2 separate regions of the Homo sapiens genome follow, and region 2 is linked to region 1. A link is a loop called in an ENCODE intact Hi-C map of the cell type or tissue named here. Cell type or tissue: PC-3. All regions are shown on one strand. Each heading gives the region's core, and the rest is flanking DNA. Links, peaks and the distances in the headings are about the cores only.

Evidence for each region. A loop is a pair of places that touch in the nucleus more often than their neighbours do. Peaks named below come from ENCODE experiments on the same cell type or tissue, not always from the same donor. Only the 100,000 strongest peaks of a DNase experiment are listed, where the experiment ranks them.
Region 2: it touches region 1 in a loop (5-fold over the local background); 1 of 110 quality-filtered maps calls a loop at or near these places.

Annotation. Positions count from the first base shown.
Region 1 is chr6:13,999,300-14,003,694 of GRCh38, reverse strand. No RefSeq gene overlaps it. Among named protein-coding and RNA genes, the nearest start is that of RNF182, 77 kb to the right of the region's middle. RefSeq lists an enhancer at 1,393-2,592. In PC-3, for the core only: no CTCF peak of the experiment used is centred there; a DNase peak (open chromatin) is centred at 2,014; H3K4me3 peaks cover 1,079 bases; H3K27ac peaks cover 2,539 bases.
Region 2 is chr6:14,056,739-14,061,133 of GRCh38, reverse strand. No RefSeq gene overlaps it. Among named protein-coding and RNA genes, the nearest start is that of CD83, 59 kb to the left of the region's middle. In PC-3, for the core only: no CTCF peak of the experiment used is centred there; DNase peaks (open chromatin) are centred at 853, 2,203 and 2,623; H3K4me3 peaks cover 1,166 bases; H3K27ac peaks cover 2,921 bases.

The DNA.
Region 1 (4,395 bases), core at 296-4,295:
GATATATATATATATATATATATATATATATATATATATACATGCTCCCTTTGTGTCCAGCATGGGTGGGTTCTTGGTCTCACTAACTTCAAGAATGAAGCCACGGACCCTCACGGTGAGCATTACAGTTCTTAAAGGTGGTATATCCAAAGTTCGTTCCTTTTGAGGTTCGGATATATCAGGAGTTTCATTCGTTAATTGGTGGTTGGGGGGGTTCAGTGGTCCCGCTTGCTCACGAGTAGAGCTACAGACCTTCCAGATGAAAGTTACAGCTCTTAAGTATAAGAGTCTGAAGTTGTTCCTTCTTCCCAGTAGGTTCAGTGGTTTTACTAACTTCAAGAGTGAAACTACAAGACCTTTCCCAAAAATACTACAGCTCAAAAAAAGCAGTACGTACCCCCCACAACCAGCAGCAACAAAACTTACCAAAAACAATTAATAAACAAACCTGTCACACGGTAGAAGAGAACCCAAAAGAGTTACCACTGTGGCATGGGGCAGCCTACTTTTATTTTTTTATTTGGCCCCCCCCCCCCCACATCCTGCTGATTGGTCCATTTTACAGAAAACCAATTGGTCTGCTTTACAGAGAGCTGATTGGTCCGTTTTGACAGGGTGCTGATTGGTGCATTTACAATCCCTGAGCTAGACACAAAAGTTCTCCACCTCCCCACTGGATTAGCTAGATACAGAGTGTCCATTGGTGCATTCACAAACCCTGAGCTAGACACAGAGTGCTGATTGGTGTGTTTACAAACCTTGAGCTAGATACAGAGTGCTGATTGGTGTATTTACAATCCCTTAGCTAGACATAAAGATTCTCCAAGTCCCCACCAGACTCAGGAGCCCAGCTGGCTTCACCCAGTTGCTACCCCAGTGGGGCTGCAGGTGGAGCTGTCTGCCAGTCCTGGCCGTGCACCCACACTCCTCACCGCTTGGGCAGTCGATGGGACTGGGAGCCGTGGAGCGGGGACGGCACACGTCTGAGAGGCTAGGGCCGCGCAGGAGCCCACCGCGGGCGGGCGGGAGGGAGACTCAGGCATGGCAGGTTGCAGCTCCCGAGTTCTGCCCCGTGGGGAGGCAGCTAAGGCCCAGCGAGAAATCGAGCACAGCAACTGCTGGCCCAGGTGCTAAGCTCCTCACTGCCTGGGGCCAGCGGGGCTGGCCGGCCGCTCCGACTGCGGGGCCTAGCCAAGCCGACGCCCATCCAGAACTTGCGCTGGCCTGCAAGCACCGCGCGCAGCCCCGGTTCCCGCCCGCGCCTCTCCCTCCACATCTCACCACAAGCTGAGGGAGCCGGCTCCGGCCTTGGCTAGCCCGGAAAGGGGCTCCCACAGTGCAGCGGTGGGCTGAAGGGCTCCTCAAGCGCGGCCAGAGTGGGCACCAAAGCGAGGAGGCGCCGAGAGCGAGCCAGGGCTGCCAGCCCGCTGTCACCTCTCACCTTCAGCAGTCTCCGTGGAACACGTCCAGTGATGGGACCTCACTGTTCTCGGGGCAACACCTTCCGTTACTTGAATAGCTCCAATTATTACACTTCATGTAGTACCAAGCTTTTGTAATACAGTTATTAGTAAAACCGACTAACGTTAAACTTCACCATTTTTTTTCTTTAAAGTTCTATTTTGCATTCAATAAAAGGGTGCTGTGTGGAAAAGCATGCATGCATCTGCCTCTTGGCCCATAATCAAGGCACCATCATTCACCTGGGGCAGCAAAAGTATGAGGCACTTGGATGGAAATAAACAGCCTCTGAGTTTTGACCTTGCTGATGGTGGTGAGCGCACACTTCACCCTCGCTTCTGTGGTTAGCAGGGCCTTCTGCCCAACGGTGTCCACCAAGAACAAATCAATGCTAACAGGCTGGCCGACTGAGTCATAAGAAGCACAATTCATGAGTGAGAAGCACAGCATCTTCCCTTCCTGCCACAAAAGGGCAGGGAAAGAAGTGGAGCCGTGAGTCATACAGCAGCGCTGGTCATGGGAAGATCCCACCAGAGTTGTCAAGCGGCCAGGAGAGACATCTCCTTTGATATGTTCCGTTACATTCCTTTTTCTCCAACCAGCCATATTTGAGGAGAGATTAACAGCTAGACTCCCTTCAGTCCAATTCAACAAGGATTTGTTGTGTATACGCTGACCATTTTCCCCGAGGGGAATGACTGCAGTGATGAAGCTGATTAATTCTTATGAGCCAGCTGGGAGGAGGTGCTTGGGGGCTAATGACTCATGATCAGAGATCAATGCTTTGGGGAGAGGTGGCAAACAGACCTCATTTCCAGAATGCCTGGCTCCGGATGTGGATGAGAAATTCAGTCTCTGCTCTGTAACGTGGCCTCCTTCCAATATTTAGTGACGAGATCAGGCCACTTCATTGGAGGAAGCAGATTCTGTGTTTCCACCCCCCGGGGCTGTTAATATTCTGAGACCCTCTCTGCTGGGTGCATCTAGACTTCTTGTCTCACACATTCACATTTAGTTAAACCCAATAAATGTTTACCAAGTGCTGTTTCCTCTGGACAGCCCCATGCTGTAGAAGTTACAAAAGTAAGACCCAATGCACTAAAGGAGCTTGGGGAGAACACAAGACAATTACGCTCTCCTGGCTTGCTAGCAGCAGCTCAGAGGCAATGCTGCTGCTTTTCCCCATGGGAATCAGTATCCTAGGCTCACATCCTGGCACTGGTAAGTGCTTGCTGTGGAGCACGAGACAAACTTCTAAGATGGACTTCATAAAACTTGACAAACTGATTTAGAAATTCATAGCAAAAGCAAAATATTGGGATGAGCAGAAACAAATTTACTCTTTGTAGTTTTGTTTTGTTTTTTGAGACAGGGTCTTGCGATGTTGCTCAGAACTGCTGGGCTCAAGCGATTCTCCCATCTCAGCCTCCTGAATAGCTGGGACTACAGGAGCATGCCACCAAGCCCAGGTAACATCGTTTTAAAGGAGACAGTCAGGTTAGGGGTCTCTTACTGCAAGATATCAGATTAATAGCTGCATGAAGCTCCTGTGATTAACACTGGGGAGTCATCACAGAACCGAACGAGTAGAACAATGACACAGAAGAGAAAGCCAGAAAACTCACACCAACCTGAAAACTTGGTAAGTGACAGGTGATGTTACAGACCAAGAAGTACTGGAGATTCCAAAAATAGCTGATGCTATTGATTATTTCCATAAAAATTAATTTCTTACTTCAAAGTTATGAGTCATTATTAGGGCTGTTCACCCAATGCACCAACTGTATCTGCCTTCTGGGCCCAGGATGGGGTTGTACCTCTTTGTCCCCTCTGAAGCTAGACCTGGTCCCTGTGACTTGCTTTGGCTGCTGAAACTGATCAGAAGAAATGTGTGTTACCTTCAAGCAGAACCAAAGCGCCATGTATATGACTCTCCACACCCCCTCCTTGCTGCAGGCATTTCAGATGCCCCTGTCTAGAAAAGCATCCTTCAACCTGCATCCCTCAGGGACTCTGATGAGCAGAGACGCCTGCAAACCCACAGTGGACATGCAGTTTGTATAAATGAGACACAACTTGGGGTTAAACCTCTGCGATTTGGGGTTGTTTCTTTGGTATAACCTAGTCTGTCCTACCTAATACAAAATAAACAACTCCAGGTGATTAAAGACCTGCATATAGAAATGTGTAAAATTTGAGGAAATGATATAGGCAAATTTGATAACCTCAGAGTATAGCAGGATTTCTTTTAAAGTTTTTAAACTTATAAACCATGAAGGAAAAGATGAATGCATTTGACTGCATCAAATTTGAAGTCTTCATTTCACCAATAAACACTACAAATTGAAAAGACAAGCCACAAGCTGGAAATGATATTTGCAGTGTGTCTAACTGACAAAAGATGAGCAAACAGCTCACACAATAATACCCTGAAGACCAATGAGGAAAAGACAAACAAGCCAAAAGAAAAATGAGCAAATTACATGAAAAAACAAGAAACATATGGAAAAACTGCTGAAATCAGTTAATAATTGGGGAAATGCAAATTAAAGCAATTTAAACCATTCCACACCCATCAGTTTGGTAAAAAATTAAAATTTGATAATACCCAGGATTGTCAAGAACATAAAGAAACAGAAACTGGTTTTGGGTGTTTGTTTGAGACAGGATCTCGCTCTGTCATCAAGGCTGATGATCTCGGCTCACTGCAGCCTTAACATCCCAGGCTCAGGCCATCCTCACGCCTCAGGCCCCTGAGTAGCTGGGACTACAGGTGTTAGCCACCTCACCAGGCTAATTTTTGTATTTTTTGTAGAGCCAGAATTTTGGCATGTTTCCCAGACTGGTCTCAAACTCCTGGGCTCAAGCAATCCTCACATCTTGGCCTCTGAAAGTGCTGGGATTACAGGTGTGAGCCACTGCGCCTGGCCCTGA
Region 2 (4,395 bases), core at 137-4,136, 58 kb before region 1:
GTCTCCGACCTAGAGCAAATCATCCTCTAACCAAGCTGGGTCTCTGCTTTGTAAACTGGGGATTAACTGTCTCAGAGGCTTAGGATCACATTGGAAATGCACTTTACAATAGATATGCACTTATTAAAGGTAGGAAAGAAACATTTTTAAAATGTTGCTCTTCAAGTGTAAGCCTGCTCTTGGATTTTAAAAATGTGTGTTTTACACATAATGCCATAAGCGTATATTTATGTTTGAAAAGAATCATATAATAATATTAAAGCATTGTTCTTGCCCAAACAAAAAAAAAGACATGAAATTGTCTTTTAGATATGTCCTCAAGACTACTGGGTGTTCCAAGAAGAAAGTTGAACACAACTCCTAGCACCTAAGTCCATATCTTTTCATCATTGGAACTTTATGAGGATGAGTTTGGAGCAAAACAAAACCAACTGAATTCTAAATTATCACTCATCTGATGGATCCAGAAAAAGAGGGGACTGGAATCATTTTCCACCAAGGTCCCTTTGGGTCCAAAAATCAGAGGTCAATGCTCAAATTTTTTTGTTGTTGTTGGGTAGGACTAGATAAAACCTCAAGACCCTTTCATTCAAGGGCATTGAGGATGCAAACTCTAGTGCTTGGAGTCGTCAGGCAGCTCCAGGCAGTAAGACAAAATCTGACCATTACAATATTTCTCCCTGAGCTTGTCTTTGGTTCTATAATAATTAATTTAAAAAGACACTTTAGCAATTGTGCCAAATAATGAAATATTCGATTAAAAATGCAACCAGCTGGCTTTTCAACCTTTCTAATGAGTCATGATCAGAACTGCCCTTTGACGAGCAGCTTCTGTGCCAGACACCTCTTGGCAGGCCTCCAAGGGAGGATGGGCATGAGATGCAGGAGCGGTCAGATGGCATCACTGCTGCTGGGGCAGAGCCAGCCCAGTGCTCTGTGCTGTGGGCCGGCAGTGGCTCTTCGCAATCTTCCTGGAGGTTCCTGCAGCCCTGTTATCCACCAGAGAGTGAATTGTTCCCACAGTCTCCCAACTGGTGTCCTTGCTTCCACCCCTGCCTCTCTGTCATCTATTTTCCACACAGCAGCCACAGACATCCTTGTAAGACGCAAGTCGTGTCATGTCGCTCCTCTGGCTAACCCTCCAATGTCTCCCAGCACAGAGAACAAAACCAAACATCCTTGCTGGGACTTGATTCGGTCCCCATTACCTCCCTGACCTCACCTCCTACCACTTTCTCATTCTCTGTCTCTGCATGAGCCTCCTGGCTATTTCTCAGAACATTTCAGGCGTGTGCCCTCCTCACACCCCTTGTGCATTCTGTTCCCTCTGCCTGGAATGTTCTTCCTCCATATACTCAGTGACTTGCTCTTTCACTTCATTCAGGTCTTGGTCAAATGTCACCTCATTAGAGAAGTGTTCCCTCTCCTTCATCACTCTGTCTCCTCCCTATCACTCTTTCTTGTTTGAAACAACCTCAAACTTCATGAGAACTTACAAAGAGAACACAAAGAATTTCTGCCCTGAACTATTTCAGTGTTAGACATCCACATGATGCCCCATCACCCTTAAATATTTAAGTTTGGAAGTTCTACAAACAAAGACATTCTCCTGTACAATCACAATTCAACCATCAGAATAGGAAAGCTGACTCTGGTACATTCCTGCTATCTCATCTTCAGACCTCAGTCAAGTTTCATGAGTTGTCCCAACAACACTTTTTGTTGCCAAAGGACCCAATACAGAAACCTGCATTGCAATTACTTGTCATGTTACCTTAGCATTCTCCAACATGAAACAGCTCCTCCATCTTGCATTGACTTTTGTGACTTTGACACTTGGGAAGGGACCAAGCAACTGGTTTTGTAAAATGTCCATTCATTTGGCTTTGTCTGATGTTTCACCATGATCAAATTCAGGTTATACATCTGTGGCAGGAAAATCACAGAAAGGATACTGTGTTCAGAACCAGCTACATTACACGCAGGGATGACTGCAAAATGAAAATGTAGATGGACCCCTCATTAAACAATTACTAAGACTTTCAAACTGACAACAGAGCATTAAACCAAACGTATGCCCCTTCTGAGCACTGAGCCCTGTGCTATTGCAGAAGTCCATGAAGCTGGCCCTGACTGTGATCTTCACGTTGCATCTCACCAGATGGCAAATGATTCTCCTTAGTACATTACTGATGATGTTACCTTTAGTCACTCTATTAAAGTGGGTTGACCAGGCTTCTCCACTATAAAGTTAATATTTCCCCGCTTTGTAGTGTTTGGGGGAAGATATTTTATATTTACTTAGTTCTATCAATATGAACTTATGGTTTCTGATTTAAGTCAATGGTTTATAATGCATTACTTTATTTATTTATTCTTAATCTTCCTGCAGTCCACTTGGCTTTCTTTGGTGTACAGTTCCATGAGTTTTAATATAAGTGTAGACAAGTGTACCCAACCTAAAAATGAAGGTACACAGCACTTCCACACCCCCCAAAATTCCTTCATGTTGTCCCTTTGTAATAAAATCCTCCCCCTCCTCCTAGCCACTGGAAATCACTGAACTTGGTCCTAAAGTTTTGCCTTTTCTAGAATGTCCTATAAATAGAATCATGCTGCCTACAACCTTTTGAGACTTGAGCGTTTCATTTGGCATAATGCCCTTGGGAGTCATTCATATTGTTTCCCGAATAAGTTTCCTTTGCATGAATGGATACAATTTATTTATCCATTTGCCCATTTGTTATATCAAATTTTCCTTATTCACATTAATGGAGCTTTCCATCTTCAGACAGGACCCTCACTGATCGAGAACACGGGGGCGGTGATTCTTCATTTCTGACACATTTCCAGGCGATGCTGAAGCAGCCGGTCTGGGCACCCCACGTGCAGTAGCAAGGCTGTAGGCAGCTCACCAGAACATGGATCATTGTGAGGGGCTGGGCTGCAGGCAGGGACTGTGTCTTCAAAGGAGGGGATTGTGCTAATACAGGTGACAAATCATGAGGGCCTGAGCCAAGCTGGTGGCAGTGGGACAGACAGTGGAGACAGACGGTAGAGACAGTTAAAAAGAAAGAAAGGGGGACCCACAGCAGGACGGGAGTTGATGATGCGGGGTAGCAATGGGCTCCCTTTCCGTCGTTCAGTGTGAAGAGGGTGGCGGGACATCAGGTAGAACTGCTGGGTAACAAGCTGGCCACAAGTGTCAGCGGCTCAGAGGAGAGAGAGGCCTAAGCTACAGGTGATAGTGGGTGTGGGCTATGACCCCTGGGGGAAAGGCAGTGGAGGGAAGGACAGAGCGGGGGAGAGCGTGCCTCCTCCCTGCTGCTCTCCAGCTTCCGTGAAGGAGCCCACCCCACCCCACCCCACCCCAGGCTGCCTGCCTGCCTCTATTTATTTTTTATCAACAGTTGAGCTCAGAGCCTAATCTTAGCATCTCCACAATTTGCTCTGAGACAAAAGGAGGCAGCGATGCCTACAGGTCTCCAACATTAGATGCAGAGTTTTTCAGAGGAGAATTCTGACCTTGGCCACCTCTTCCCCTGGCTGGGTCCCAGGAGATCATTGCTCCCTCTATTTTAAAGGCAAAGATGCCGCCAAAGCTCTTTTCTGTTTCTTCTTAGCACAGGGTAATACCACAACCATGCATTTTTTGTTTGTTTGTTTTGTTGTTGTTGTTGTTGTTGTTTTTGTCTGTTTGTTTTGAGACGGAGTCTCACTCGGTCGCCCAGGCTGGAGTGCAATGGTGCAATCTCAGCTCACTGCAACCTCTGCCTCCCGGGTTCAAGCGATTCTTCTGCCTCAGCCTCCCGAGTAGCTGGGATTAAAGGTGCACACCACCATGCCTGGCTAATTTTTGTATTTTTAGTAGAGATGGGGTTACACCATATTGTCCAGGCTGTTCTCGAACTCCTGACCTCGTGATCCACCCGCCTCAGCCTCCCAAAGTGCTGGGATTACAGGCGTGAGCCACTGTGCCTGGCCAATTTTTCTTTTTCTTTTTCTTTTTTTTTTTTTTTTTTTACCACTAAGCTAAAGGAAGCAACTACAGAAATATGCATTAATTAACAACAATCTAATTTCCAAAATTACAGATTCTAATCCAATTGACACCACAAGAAAATAACGACAAGATTCCAAGGCCTCCAACTGCCTCATTCCATGAACAGCTTATTCTATGCAGAAGGGCTTGCGGTGGCCACTCGGTTTCTTCTGCACCAGTGCTGCCCTTCCAGAGTGGACAGGACTACAAAAAGGGTCACTTCATTTCCCTTCAAGACAATGAGTCTAAAGGAACATCTTGTCTGCTCCTTGGACTAACTAGTGTTAAAGGCTTACTAAAAGTAAATCTTAGCAGGTCTCGGTGGCTCACACCTGCAGTCCCAGGTACTTGGG